Regions from separate parts of the Mus musculus genome. Here region 2 is linked to region 1. A link is a loop called in an ENCODE intact Hi-C map of the cell type or tissue named here. Cell type or tissue: gastrocnemius. All regions are shown on one strand. Each heading gives the region's core, and the rest is flanking DNA. Links, peaks and the distances in the headings are about the cores only.

The links. A loop is a pair of places that touch in the nucleus more often than their neighbours do. Peaks named below come from ENCODE experiments on the same cell type or tissue, not always from the same donor. Only the 100,000 strongest peaks of a DNase experiment are listed, where the experiment ranks them.
Region 2: it touches region 1 in a loop (4-fold over the local background); 13 of 42 quality-filtered maps call a loop at or near these places.

The regions. Positions count from the first base shown.
Region 1 is chr15:98,066,739-98,074,179 of GRCm38, forward strand. Senp1 (SUMO1/sentrin specific peptidase 1) reads right to left here. Exons shown (of 18, transcript NM_144851.5): 7 at 20-123. Gm25668 (a small nucleolar RNA gene) reads left to right here and starts at 3,016; the gene lies at 3,016-3,142. In gastrocnemius, for the core only: a CTCF peak has its summit at 3,042; a DNase peak (open chromatin) is centred at 3,246.
Region 2 is chr15:98,163,836-98,171,276 of GRCm38, forward strand. Ccdc184 (coiled-coil domain containing 184) reads left to right here and starts at 3,971. Exons shown (of 1, transcript NM_177716.3): 1 at 3,971-6,299. The coding sequence starts at 4,481. The coding sequence ends at 5,056. It also overlaps a transcript of Asb8 not described here. In gastrocnemius, for the core only: no CTCF peak of the experiment used is centred there; DNase peaks (open chromatin) are centred at 3,966, 4,454, 4,734 and 5,705; H3K4me3 peaks cover 1,664 bases.

The sequences.
Region 1 (7,441 bases), core at 763-5,762:
AGATGCGTTCGTGACTCACAGGCGTAACGGAAAATGTGTGGTGGGTTTCGCTACACAGAACTGCTTCCCTGTGACCATCTGCAGCAGCTGTCTGTAGATCTCCTTCTCTTCTTCTTGAACTGTCTGTAAGGGAGAGAGAGAAAAGATCTTAAACACACTTCTCAAATCGGCATGTAGATCTCAGATTTTCTGCCAAAGCTCTAGCAGTCCTGAAGATAGGGAAATATCATGCATTAATGACTGTGCGTGGGAGATGACAAGCAGACTCAGCTTTCAGAGATAGCATGCTGTGGAAAACCACGGTGGGCTAACAGTGCTGAGAAGGTATTGACTAGGAAACCAGAAAGTCAGAAGCAATTATTTAATCACTCAGATGATAAGGAGTACAAAAATAAGACTTGTAAATTAGAATGCTGAATAACCCCTTGAGTGCTGATGCTGATTACAAAGGTCCTGAGGAGAGAAGCATACAGCCAACTGCCATCAGAGGTATCCTGCAAACAGCTCCTTATTCTACACAGGTGCAAGGACTCTTTAAAGATGGCTTCTATCTCCACCATTCACTTATTTTTCTCTAAGTCTCAATTTAGTATTTAAAAAAAAAAAGCATATAATCTGTAGAATTTACTCACTGAACTGAACATCTACTGTGCTCTAGTCATTTGAGACTCACAAACTGAATAAAATAAATTGCCAGCTTTTGTGAAGTTTATATTATAGTTATTACAAAGACTGTCAATCAAAAACTTGTTCATGGCATGAAGAAACTTAAAGGACAAGGGGGATAAAAGTGATGGAGGCAAAGAGCAAGAAGAGGCACAATCTCTCTAAGATGACCTTTCAGCAGAAACCTCAACTAAGGGAGGAAGCAGATGGGGAGTAGAAGGCTGTGTATACACAAACACCGAGCCTAAGACAGGAAGGTGCTTGGTGCACTCAGGAGTCTTAACATCAAGGACGAGCAGAAAAAAGGAGGTCACAGGGAGGGAGACAAGGCCTCCTGCAAGTGCAAGCATCCACTCTACACACAGCCATGCTGGGCTCACCAACAGACACGGCTTCTTTGCTTTTCTCAGCCACTCATTTTCACAAAATGCATTAGAGGACATATTCAATAGAAGCACTACCATTTTGTGTGATTGTAAAGGCTTAGTAAAAGCAGAATGAACTAAGTAACCAATTCTGAAAGTAAGCAGGCACTAATGTTTCCCTTCCCGAGCCTTTCACTGTTGCTGCACTGTCATAGACATTTCAATTGTGAAGTATGACCACTCCAATCTCCTGACAGTTGACAGCTAAACGATTAAAACAAAAGGAAAAACTAAGCAAGCGTTTGGTGGACAGAGGTCCCAAGGGGTCGGGATCCTGTAGAATAAAGTTCTGGAGCGGCAGGATTTAATTACTGGCCAGAGAGTAGGACTCAAGTCTTATCTCTGACCCCCGACAGTAGGAAAATGTTAAATGTCTTTGTTTTCTGTAAATTACTCTTTTCCTGTACCCTTGCTTCTTTCTTCCTTTTTTCTTTCCTAGACTCCTTTGTTTTAACTCTTCAGTTTTTCTCATGTTTACCTTTACTAACTTTTAAGTTCCCAGTGTATTCTACACTGCTGCTGCCTCCCTCCCTCCCTCCCTCCCTCCCTCCCTCCCTATGTCCGTGGCCTAGTGACTGTCCTTCACTGTTTCTTGTCTTTGTTTTGCTTCTGTGTCGCTGCTGTCTTGGCAGCTTGATTTTTCCCTTCTGGGTGATATGAGGATGAGCCTCCAAGAAAAGGCTGCTCCTCCCAAATAAAACCATAAAGAGATCCGTTCTAGGCTGAGAGCAGACAGAGCCGAGGATGGGCTCTGGCTCCCCAGGACCAGCTAAACGCCATTGGGGAATAGACGGCAGCCTGCCTAGAACTCCAGTGTTCACAAGGTGGAGATGGAATTCCTGGAGCAATCTAGCTAGGCAGACTGGGTGTGCGGGTGACTTGTGAGTTCACCTGGGAGATCCCACGTCAGGGAGTAAGGGCTGCCATGGAGACAGCACAGCCCCACAGCGACCTAAAGGAAAATCAGAATTGTTGTGCGCACGCAGAATGACTACAGTTGGATGTCACTGAAGAGAGGGAGAGAAAGAGAACACTATTTCCAGTGGGCAGTGGTGGTGCACACCTTCAGTCCTAGCTCAGGAGGCAGAGGCAGGTGGACCTCTGAGTTTGAGGGCAGCGTGGTTACAGAACAGCCAGGGCTATACAGAGAAACCTTGTCTCTAAAAACAAGACAAAATACACAAAAAGAAAAAAAAGAGCAAAATTTTCAAAACATGTATGCATTCCAATAAACTGGAAAAATCCAGAAGGAATGTATATATTTTTAGATATTTATATGACCTAACAAAATTGAATGCAGTACAACAATAACCTAGACAGATCAATAATGATACTGAAGCACTAATCAAAGTCTCCTGACATAGAAAACCAGGACCAGACATTGACCAAGAATCCTTCCAGACTTAAGAACCAATACCAATGCTCTTCAAACTATTCCACAAATAGGAAAGCAACCTTTCAAACTCATTCTATAGAGCCAGTACTACCCTGAGACAACTGGATAAGGACACAATAAGAAAATGATAAACCAAAATTTTTTTTCTATTTTGTTTTGTTTCTTGAGATAGGATTTCTCTGTGTGAAAGAGCCCTGGCTTTCCTGAACTTGCTTTGTAGATGAGCCTAATCTTGAACTCACTAAGATCCACCTACCTTTAGTGAAAATAAACCAAATCCTTTGATGAACATAGATGTAAAAATCCTAAATAAGTTCCAAAGAAAACTCAACACAATAGGAACAGTGTAGACCATGGTTTTACTCCAGTGATGCAAGGCTGACACACATGTCAGGGAACACAATCACTCACAAGCAGAAAGCAAGACGTAGTATCTCACTATCGTCCCCACAGCTGCAAACGCAAGTCTGACAGAGCTCAATGCCCTTCAAGTTCAAAGCCTTGAAGGTAAGATGCCGCATACCATAAAGCCTAGAGGTGATGCAGGTGTGGCTGCTGTGTCCCGTGTGTGTCAGTAGGTGGCAGATAGGACAGGGCCATGTCTGTGTTCAGGGTTCTGACCTGTGGACATCTGAATGATTAGACGCTTAATACTCCCTGAAAACACAGACCCTGGGACAGCCACCAAACTGGCACCAAGGGCCTGGACAGGAAGCAAGCCAGAGACTAGGAGAACACTGCCAGGGGCCACGGGCCCCAGGTGGGAATGAGCCTAGACAGATGGCCACTTGGGTGGGCCAGTAGAGGAATGAGCCAGAAATGACCACCACAGACTGATGTCAAGGAGTCCAGATAGGAAGCTAGCCTGTGATGAACACCAGTCTGCCACCCCCAGGCCTGGGGGGAGGACAGGACAGATCATGCTTAAGATGAGCCCTGCCCAGCACCATAATCACTCCTGAATCGACCCCCAGACACTCAGAGACCACAGATGCCACTAAGAGGAGCAAGTAAGGGCTGGAGAAATGGAAGAGACAGAGAAACAGAACGATATGGGCACAATGAAGAGAGGAAGAACTGGAGACTTGAGGGTAGTGAGAAACAGCTTGATGTGAGTAGCTGGTGATGCCACCTATGACCTATGATGGGTGGGTTCCTGGGCTGTGCTGACACTGGGGGACCTGTCTGGGTTGGTGGCCCTGCAGCAGCAGAGGTCTGTTACCACCAAAGGCTAGGCAGATGTCCCTGGTTTGGGCCACCATGGGGACATGTTGATGTCTGAGGGCTGTGCAAATCTTGTCCTGCTCCTCACCTGGGCACTGTAGGATAGCTGGCCCTAGAGACATGACAGCAGGAGAGCCGACTCCACCCATAGCCAGCTGCCTGTGTGGGTTGCAGGTGAGCCGGCTCCACAAGGGCCAGAGTGGGAGTCAGCCCTGCCTCTTGTCTGCTAGATAGTGGTGCAGAGGAGGGAGAGATGCCCTCCTTTCCTCCCTCACCATCTGTGGCAGAAGGTAAAGTTGGTTCCAGGATTTTGAGAGCGGGAGAACTGGCCATATCCTTCACTGGCTGCAGCACCTTGCCTTGGCAGCAGGCTCTGGTTGTGGGGGTCATAGGTGAGCTGTTCCTGGAGGCACGAGAGCATGAGAGCTGGTGGGCTGACCATCTCCGATACCTCTCAGGTCCAGATCCAGAGCTTTCAATTGGTCCAACCCCATCAACGAACTACTGCAGTGCTGATCCTACAGATCCAAAAACTGCAGGATCTCCATGGCAACAACAGGGGATCTGAGGAGTCCCAGTGAGTAGCAGAAGCCAGAGGCCTTGTACCAGATCAACATATCACTGCAATGAACATTTGCAAGCAAAGAAGTGTGGACAAAAGGGAATTCTGTGGATACAGTGTGATACACTGCAGCTCACAAGGAGATTTTTTTTTTCCTGTTGCAGAGGAGGTAGCAAGTGTAGAGGGCAGGTATGAGGGGATAGGGAGATGAGTGGGACCAGGATACATAATGTGATGTTCACAAAGAATCAATAAAAAGTAAAAAGTAAGAAAACAAAAAGAGTGTATAAATACCCTATAGTATTTATGGGATATGTTGAATGGGGGGAAAATGAAAGGTGTTTTTTCTAAACTCAGGAACAAAACAAGGGTTCTCACTCTTACTGATTTCTAGTAGAGCAGTAAGACAAGAAGAAGAAAAGAAAAAAAAGCATTACAGATAGGAAAAAAGGGGCTGTTGAGATGGTTCAGTGGTTAAGAGCACCGACTGCTCTTCCGAAGGTCCTGAGTTCAAATCTCAGCAAGCACATGGTGGCTCACAACCATCTGTAATGAGATCTGACACCCTCTTCTGGTGCATCTGAAGGCAGCTACAGTGTACTGACATATAATAATAAATAATAAATAAATCTTAAAAAAAAAAGAAAAACAAATAGGAAAGAAGGAAGTCACCAATTACCCCCACTTGCTGATGATAGGATCCTATACTTAAAAGACCATAAAGACTCCATTAACAGACTTTGAGGGTTGGTAAGTACTTTCAACAAAGTAGCAAGATACAAACTAAACACAGTTATTTCCCCCAACAGCTTCTCCCAGAGCCACCCAGGACATGACTCCTATGTCTGTCTGCTCCCCAGGCTCTTCCCTTGTTGATGCCTGGAAGGGTGTTGGCCTGCTTCCTTCTAAGAATTCACAGAGAAACAGCAGGAAGAGCCGGTGCTGTCAGGGATGGCTGATGACTCGGGGGGAAACCTGCCTGCGGTGGCGGTGGCGGTGGCGGTGTACCTGAGCATGGAGAGCATGGAGAAGTGATTCAGCTGCTGGGTGACCAGCACAGGATGTACTCCAGTTCCTCAGAGACTGGGCTAAGGAGGCTCCGCTGAAAGCGCTAGGATCTAAGTGGCTGCTCTCTCAAGTTTAACTGAGGATTTCCTTGCAATGAGTAGAATTTTCCTTCTGTCCCTGCTATAAGTTTATACACCCTCACAGCTTGTAAAATGTAACCATCTGGGGTCTGCTTTTATACTTTTGGTTGTAAGCCTGACCTTTAACGGCTGAGCCATCTCTCCGGCTTTTAATCTGGTAATTCTTTCATGCAATAAACTGAAAAGAGCTGACAACAAAAAGTAAAACCAAAACAGAACAAAATAAACAGGTTTGGGAAAAGGATTCTCTCCACAGCAGCTTCACACTCACAAATGGGTGCCTAGGGGAGGGCAAACGCAGAACAACACGGAGGGATAAATCTAACCAATCAGGCGAGACTTCTTCAGTGAGAACTATACAACACTAAAGAAAGGGAAGACACAGAAAACAGCAACAACTCCAATGTTCGTGGATCAGCAGAATTAATATTGTAAAATTAACTCTTACTGAAAGTGATCTATAAAGAAAATGAAAACGCCATCAAAATGCCACTGGCATTCTTCACAGACATAGAAAAAAAGAAAAAGACACCCAACACTAAACTGGGTATGGTGGCACATACCTACCATCCCAGCTCCTGGATATGGAGGCAAGAAAACCAGGAGTTCAAGGTCATCTTTGGCTATGCAGCCTGAGTTCCATGTTTCAAAAGCTTAAAGGAAAGGAGGCAAATGGACAAACCAACCGACTGACCTAAAATTCATATGTAAACATGAAAAAGACTAAATAGACAAAGTAGTATAAATTCTGTTGTAAAATTACACTAAAGCCATATGAACAAAACCAGCATGCTACTTCCAAAAAACCAGACACAGGCCAACAGAAGAGGCGATTCAGAAGTAACCCCACAGTTTTCAGCCATTCGATTCTCAGCAGAGGTGACCAAACAAAACCAAAACCAAAACAAAACATGCTAAAGAAAAGTCAGTTTTAACAAACAGTTCTGGAACAACCTAAGGTCCACATGTAGCAGAGTGAAACTCGGTCCCTACTTCTCACACCATACAAAATCAACCCAAAACTGATCGCACAATATGAAAGATTGACAATACCAGAGGAATTCTGAATTAAAAAACTGGGCTGGAAACATAGCCCAGTGGCTTGAGGCCCTGGACGTGACTCCCAGTACTGCAAAAACAGTATAATCCTCCAAAACAACTCAGAAAGAATGAATGATCCAATTATAAACCGGGCAAATGAACTGATGAGTTTTCAAAAGAACAATAATAAATACATAAAATGTTTAACCATCAGAGAAATGCAAATCAAAACTGCTCTGAGATTCCGTCTCACTCCAGTAGAAGCACATCATCAGAAAACAAACAAGAGCAGTGAGAATGGGGCGGGAAAAGACCCTTTATGTGCTGTTAGAGGGAATTCCTACTGGGGATTTCTCAACAAAACTAAAAATAGAAATAATATATGATTCTGTTATATTACCTCTGGGTATATACCAAGTGTGTGTGTGGGGGGGGGGAGGGGGGACGACAATCAGCACACAATGAAATTTAGGGCTGGGGAGATGACTCAGTGGTTAGGAACACTATCTGCTCTTCCAGAGAACTTGGGTTCAATTCCCAGCACCCACATGGTGGCTCATAACCATCTGTAACTCTAGCTCCAGGGAATTAAGATTCCCTTTCCTGGACTCCTCAGGCACCAGGCTTGCACATAGTGCAAGTAGACTACTTGTAGGCATGAAATAAAAATAAAATAAGACATTTAAAGAAAGGAATCTGCATTACCATGCTCATAGCAGCAAAACTCATAATAGCCAAGTTAACACATCCACCTAGTTTCCATGAATAGAGTAACAGATAAAGAAAATATGATATACGGATACATAGACACACACAGGACTTGTTATTCAACTATAACTTGTGATCAGCTGCTTGCAGAAAAATGAACAGAACTGGAGATCATCATGGGAAATAAAGCAGATTCAGAAATACAAATATCATCTTTTATCTCACATGTAGACTTTAGATATGGAGTAGGGGTGGGTATGGTGGTTTATGC
Region 2 (7,441 bases), core at 1,459-6,458, 98 kb after region 1:
GTCAGGACCATCACAGTGTTCCCTTGGTCGCAGGGCTCACTTGTCCCACAGTACCCCACACCTGGTAATGATTTCTCTCCTAGTTGCTTTCTTTATTGCTGTGGTAAAATATTGACCAAAGCCAACCTGGGGCGGAGTCGGGGTGGGGTCATTTGGCTTATAGGTTACACTCCATCATTGCAGGGAGCTCCAGACAGGGACTTGGGGACTGAAGTGGGGCTGTGAAGGAGTGCTACTTGCTGGCTGGCTTCCATGTTCGGATTCAGCTCCCTTCCCTTTTTTTTTTTTGTTTTTTTTTTTTTTGTTTTTTGTTTTTCGAGACAGGGTTTCTCTGTGTAGCCCTGGCTGTCCTGGAACCCACTCTGTAGACCAGGTTGCCCTCGAACTCAGAAATGCTCCTGCCTCTGCCTCCCGAGTGCTGGGATTGAAGGCATGCGCCACCATGCCCGGTTTAGCTCCCTTTCTTTTACAACCCAGAATCACCTGCCAAGAGTAACACCACCCACCGTCGGTGTGATGGTTTGTATGTGCTTGGCCCAGGGAGCAGCACTATTAGGAGGTATGGCCTTGTTGGAGCAGGTGTGTCACTGTGCGTGTGGGCTTAAGACCCCCACCCTAGCTGCCTGGAAGTCAGTATTCTGCAAGCAGTCTTCAGATGAAGATGTAGAACTCTCAACTCCTTCTGATTCATGCCTGCCTGGATGTTGCCATGCTCCTGCCTTGATAATGGACTGAACCTCTGAACCTGTAAGCCAACCCCAATTAAATGTTGTCCTGTTGCCTTGGTCATGGTGTCTATTCACAGCAGTAAAACCCTAACTATGACAACGGGCTAGGCATCAATTAGCAACCAAGAAAATGTCTCAGAGACATGTCCATAGGCCAGTCTGGGGGCAACCGTACCTTAACTGAGGTTCTGTCTTTCCAGGTGTCCTTAATTTGTGTCAAGCTGACAAAAAGACCAATGGGTACAGTCTTATACTGAGAAAGGAACACAGCTTCGTAAGTTATATTTGGGAATGACTGTTTGGGGATTTTAGACTAACACGTAGCAGCTAGACTTTCAGTTGATTTAGTGTATTCTTCTACACCCGAGCCTGGAAGCATCTTTATCAGATTTATTGTACCAGCCGTATAAGACAGAGACAGATAATGAAGACCAGGAAAACAGCAAGGTCTACTCAGAATCGCAGTTTTCATAAGAATGTGATACTTAGGACTGGGCACACATCATGGAGGCTACCTTTACAGTGTGAGGTCTCTTCTCCCTACAAGCTAATCAGAGTGAGATAAAAGGACATCACAGCTACAGTGACACCCAGAAACTAAAGCCACACTATGACAAGTTCTTCTGAATAGTTTAGTAGTGTGGCTGGGGTACTCATCCACAGAGTCTGGCATCCCATTGACCCAAGCTTATAACCCAACCAGCTAATGAAGGCTTCCTTCCCTGTATACACCACCCTTAAAATACAAAGACTATGTATTCCTCCATCTCTGATTTTCATGCAGAATTTATGAAATCTGTTTTTCTTAATCAAACATAACCAATGTTTCCTCCCTATATTTTCAAGCCCCACCCCCAAGTTCCCACCCCACTCCCCAAGTTCCCACCTACCCTCTCAAATGTCTGACCTGGAATTGGACTGGATCAGCCACGCTCCTGGGCCTCTGCACCTGCTTCCCATGATCTTCAGTGCTTCTCCAGGAAATTCCCCTCCCTCTTGGCCCAGACCCCTTGTGCTCTCTGGGTGCTGCATGGTCAGAGCCTCTGAGCGACATGATATTCTGATGCTGAAAGCCCTGACACACAGTACCTGCAACAATAGTGGCCAAGGGCCTTGTGTGATGGCATAACCCAGCTCCTACTGAGCAGGGCTAGGTCTGACGTAAGCCTATCTTGGCAGCAAACGTGGGAAGCATTTCACTGAGAACAGGATCGGTCTTCAAGGGTAGAAGGCAGGGAGCACTCTGGAAGAGAACCATCAAGATAGAATTCTTCATGCGAGGTGCCACAGAAGAGATGGGGAGGAATGGCCCATGGCAGAAAGACTGCAGAACATGCCAGTCTTTTCTTACTATAGTAAGGTTCCCATGGGAGGGACGACAGCAGGACTGGTCCTGCAAAGCTCTGAGAACCTTTGCTACATCGTGATTAGATGTCATACTGGGTAAGCTCAGCTGCATCTTGCCTCTGTTTCTAGTTCTCCTGTAGTTTGAAAACAAAACAAACAGCAGACATTTGCACACGAGTGCATGTGTGTTATGGTGAGCCTGTGAGAGTCAAAGTATAACTCTCTGTGCCGAGGGATACCAAGAAAAAGTGTTCTGCTCTTTCATGAGCCAGCTTAGGGATCATCTAAAGTTTATTGACCATGTATGGCAAGAATGGCAGAGGCAAGAGCAACAACAAATTTGTTGAAGGAGCAAGGAAACAAGATTAATCATTAGTTTTTAGAAAGCAATACTGCATGGTGTGTGTGTGTGTTCATCTTTGTTTTGGGGAAATCAAATTTCTCACATCTGTCCAATATATGTCTTAAGTTATTTATGTAAACATTCCGACCCTGGGCACTTTAAGATAGTTTAATTTGCTTTTATTTTAACAGTAGCAGTAAGACAGGCATAGATGAATCTGTTCTTTGGTGCCTCAAAAACCTGGCTGGACACTCTTCATCGCCAAGACATACAACCAGGGAAATTAAAAAACACACTTGCAGTTACTGAACTACAGGTGACCAATGACACTCACCCACACTTAATTTTTTATACAGTTAGACAGCACTGTTCATTTACTTCTCCTTCCCAGAGTCTTGTAAACTCAGGGTTTTGACCACTTGGCTTCCTTTTATCAAAGCGATGTCAGCGTGTTATAGCCTACAAGATGACTACCTTCCCAGCCTATGTCGTCTCTAAATATATTATAACCAAATTTTCTTCCTCCTCCTCTTCTCCTGCTCTACCCTCTAAGTAGGGGAAGGAGTTTTCACAAAGGACAGGGGTGGTTAGTGGGCATCTAAAGATGGGAACTAGGGGCGCTGGCCCTAATAATTCACTCAATTGCACTTCGGTCCAGTGTTAACTCAGATTTAGAAACACTATTATTCGGTCCGTCAAGAAAACGATGTCAGCTGAGGTCTCTCAGTCATTAAGGGCTGAAAGGAAATTGTATTCAGGTCTTCTGAAGTCCACTATGTGTGGGCTGGAGAATCCTGGGGAGGAGAATGGTACTTGGTGGCTCTTATTTAAGTAGCTATTCCACAAATACATCATCTGCTCTCTGCGTCTCGGACGCTATTTAAAGCGCTGGGGATTCCGTGATGGAGGGTGCAGGGGAGGGGAATCTGTTGTTATGGAGTTTTCATTCTCGGAATTTAAGTACTTAGCTTCATAATTTTCATACCCCCCCAACCTGGGTAGAAACAGCTGGGTCCCATAAGAGACTGTATCTCACCCTGAGCTTTCTGGAGGGAGGGAAAATTGTTTTTTGTTTTTTTTTTTTTTTTTTTTTTTTTTTTTTTTTTTTTTTTGCTGCAGAAGGGAGAAGCAGATCGGTCGCGCCTCCCTCCGCCTTCCTCTGCACCTCCAAGCCTGGTGCTGCCAGCTCGCCTGGGATTATTAACAATCGCTACCCAGTCCTGTGGGCCGCTGGAGGATGGACCTGGCTCTCCCATGGTCCTCCAAGGAAGGAATGCGGAGAGCGGGTGAAAAGCCCCCCCCCCCCCCCCAGGCAGACGGTCTCTCTCCGGCTTGGGGGTGGGGGTCGTGCAGCAAACTGCTTTCTCATGCTGTCCTATTAAACATTGCAGCCACATGCTCTTTGCAGCTTCTCTGAGGCTACTGCAGCATCCCTGCCCCGCCCGTCAGCCCATACAACAGAGCTTCACTGCAGCTTCGGAACCCTGTTCTCTTTCTTCCTCACTTCCTCGTTGCCATGGAGACACACGTCATTTACGTGCCGTGCGTCGCCTTGGAAACGGGGGAGCATCCGCGGCGCCGCCGGGAGACCCGCCCCTGCCTCTCCAGCCGCACTCGCGGGCACTGCTGGTGGATGGCTGGGGGGAGTCCCGAGACTGACGCGCTGCGGGTCCCCGTCTCGACCCCGAGCCCTCTGCGAGCGCCTCTGTGACCTGTGAGCACTCTTTGTCGGTGATTGCCGGGAGGGCGGCGGGGACATAGGTACCACACTGGAGGCGAGCGGGCAAGCCACTTTTGCCCCCTGGGTAAGCCCGAAGATCCTGGTCCCGGGACCCTAGACAGGTCTTCGATCCATAGACTCTTCTCAGCCCTCCTTGATCCCGCCCGTGTCCTCTGCCTGGGGCCGCTCTCTTCACGTAGGCTCCCCGCCCCTCTAGGGAGCCTAGGTGTCCCTGGGCTCCACCCCGTCCCTCCCGGGACCTCTCCCCCTCCACACCCTTCCCCCACCCTGGAGGCCCGCTGGACACGACCCAGAGCTGCCACCGCCCGCTTCTGCCACTCAATGGAGGACAGTCTGCTGGAGATCATGACCAAGGACGGCGGCGACATGCCAGCGCCTCTGGAGGTGTCCACGGTGCCCGCCGTGGGGGACGTGATCTCTGGGGAGTATAACGGCGGTATGAAGGAACTGATGGAGCACCTGAAGGCCCAGCTGCAGGCCCTGTTTGAGGACGTGAGGGCCATGCGAGGGGCACTGGACGAGCAGGCCTCGCACATCCAGGTTCTGTCGGACGACGTGTGCGCCAACCAGCGGGCTATAGTCTCCATGTGCCAGATTATGACCACTGCGCCCCGCCAGGGAGGCTTGGGCGTGGCCGGCGGCAAGGGGAGCTTCCCAAGTGTTCCCCATGAACCAGAGACACCTTCGCCTGGGATCGAGGACAGCGGCTTGCTGGGTCGTGATCCTGATGAAGACGAGGACGAAGAGGAGAAAGAGACACCTAACCCCGCCACACCCACCAGTCACTGCGAGCTCTCTGAGAGCCCCGGTCTCCTTGGGGAGGATGGGCCACTTGTGGAGCCCCCCGACCTTCCTGACATTACCCTGCTGCAGCTGGAGGGCGAGGCCTCTCTGTGAGGGAGACCCCACCAGGGAACCAACTACCCGCGCTGGCTTTGGGTTTCCAAGTGCTTAACCCGAGGGGACTGAACAGTGCGGTGCAGTGTTCTTCACTTCAAACGTGGTCCTTATAGGTCAGGGAGAGAGACTCCCTCACAGAAGGATTTGTAGAGTCAAGGACTTTGGAAGCATCGCGAATTCCACCCAAGCAGGCATCATAGCAAACTGCAGAAAGGTGAGGTTCCCAGAAAGGACGTGCCCATCTCTGGACTCTCATCTATCCCTTTACCTTGCCCCCTTCCCCTCTTCCTAGGAAACAGGAGGACCATTGAATTATGTAAATAAAATTCTGCTTTTTCTATTCTGAAAAAGGAGTCATCTAGGACTTTGGCAAATAATCTCTATTTACCTAGAAATTAAGGAGTTGGGGTATTCTGTTCTGGCAACAGGAAATTTACCCTTTTCCCCAAACCCAAGATATTCAGTGCTCTGCGGAAACCTCTCCCCCTTACAGATCGCTCTGCAACTGCTGATGGGTAAAGGAAGCTTGAGGAGGGAACTGCGGCCCTAGGAGTCAGGGTACTCGGGTTCCCAGGGCCCCTAGGCTGGGAGGAGCTGGCTCTGATGTGCATGAAGACACAAGAGCTCAAGCTCTGGCACTGAGCATGCAGAGCCGAGCCTGCCCCGTCGCTGACTTCACCTGGGATTGCTTGGCCACTCACCTGGGCCTAGAGAACAAAGTGCTCAGGTCGCAGGCAGAGACTTAGGACTGCTCAGCAACTGTCCAGATTTAAGGGGACATCTGAGGAACTCTTGGGGGAGGGGGCGCTGCAGCCCCAAGCTGTCTTTTCTGGCTATACCTGCTTAACTTCAGTTCCTTTTATTATTTTTTTTTTCCTGTCAATATGTCGGTACCCTCTGCTTTCTGGTGTTGCCTCCATAATGTCTTGTGTTATGTGTGTCCACTTGTGTAGTAGTGTGTGAGCCCTCAGGGGCAGGGCTTGTGGCTCTAGTATTAGGTTCAGGGGGCTTCAGACCCGTCTGCAAGCCCCAGGCTATCATGGCGCTTTCTGCTCTTTTCCCTTTTATGCCCCACTCCTCAACCCAGGGCACGGAGCATGTGGCTGTCCTGAGTGTCCTTAACTGATGTGCTCCTACCTTCCGAAGTGGTGACTGTGTGTGCCCCTTCCCTCCTCTGTGTATCCTTTCTTAGTGCTTTGCTTGATGTCAACCTTAATAAAAAGGCACCATCTCCCCTCTTGCTGACTGGTACTAAGTGGGTTTAAGGCTGGGGCTTCTGGGTCTGCTGTGTGGATCAGGGCTTAGGAGAAAATGTAGGGGACCAATGCCTTCCCTCCTCTCTTCTTGCCTCCAGTCCCAAAGAGTTAACTGACTTTGTCCTGGTTGGGACAAGCTTGCCAGCTCTGTCTGCTTTCCCTTCTGCCCTGGACCTTGATCCAATGTGGACCTGGAAAATGCAGAGATCTGCCTGGAAATACCCGGCCCGGCTAACAAGGGTTTTGGTAGCCAGCACTCCACACCTGCAAGAGATTTCAGTGAAGCAAGCCATGGGGGTGACTTCTGAGTGAGAGCCCTGGTACAGCAGGCATGCCACCTGTTCTAGGGATGGAGTGGGAGTCACTGTTCTGGAGGGGTTGCCCGGGGTTTCTGGAGTGGAGTGACACATCACTAAGGAAACCACAGGCACTGCCTCAGGCCTCTAGTGGAAGATGTGGGCAAGGTACTCCCCGGGGAGTCAACACTGACATCATCTCGAGGCTGCTCCCTCGGGAGATGGAGATTTCCTGAGGCTGCCCCAGAACAAAGGTTGAGAGCCGACTATGATGTGTGTGTGTGTGTGTGTGTGTGTGTGTGTGTGTGTGTGTGTGTGTGTGAGTGAGAGAGAGAGATGTAAATTACTTCTGTTACAGAGAAGGCTAAAGGACACTGAAGGGTTTGATGCAGGTTTGAGTTTTTAATTCCAACACTGAGTTGACTGCCTAAGACTTGCTCTTCACAATGCATATGCTAGGAATAAAACTATGACTCCTAGGACATCTTGTGCAAATGTTAGCTTCTCGGTGGTTCTCCTGGCCAGGTAGAGTGGGGATGACTCCTCCAGCGAAGCAGAACCCAGGGAAGGTCTAGAGACAACTCCCCACCCCGGGTTTTAAATGCTTATTACTGATGTACCTGTGCATTTGTGCCTCTGTGTACGCACGTGCACAAACGGTGCCCACAGAAAAGCCAGGAGAGAACTGTTTGGGACGACACCAGAGGAAGCCTTGAGGTATACAGTCCTTGGGTGACAAACTGGGATTCAGGCAGGTGGGAGCTGATGGACATGGTGTTGAGGACACTCAAGTCCCCCGGGAGAGTGGCACATGTTTATAATCAAGACGT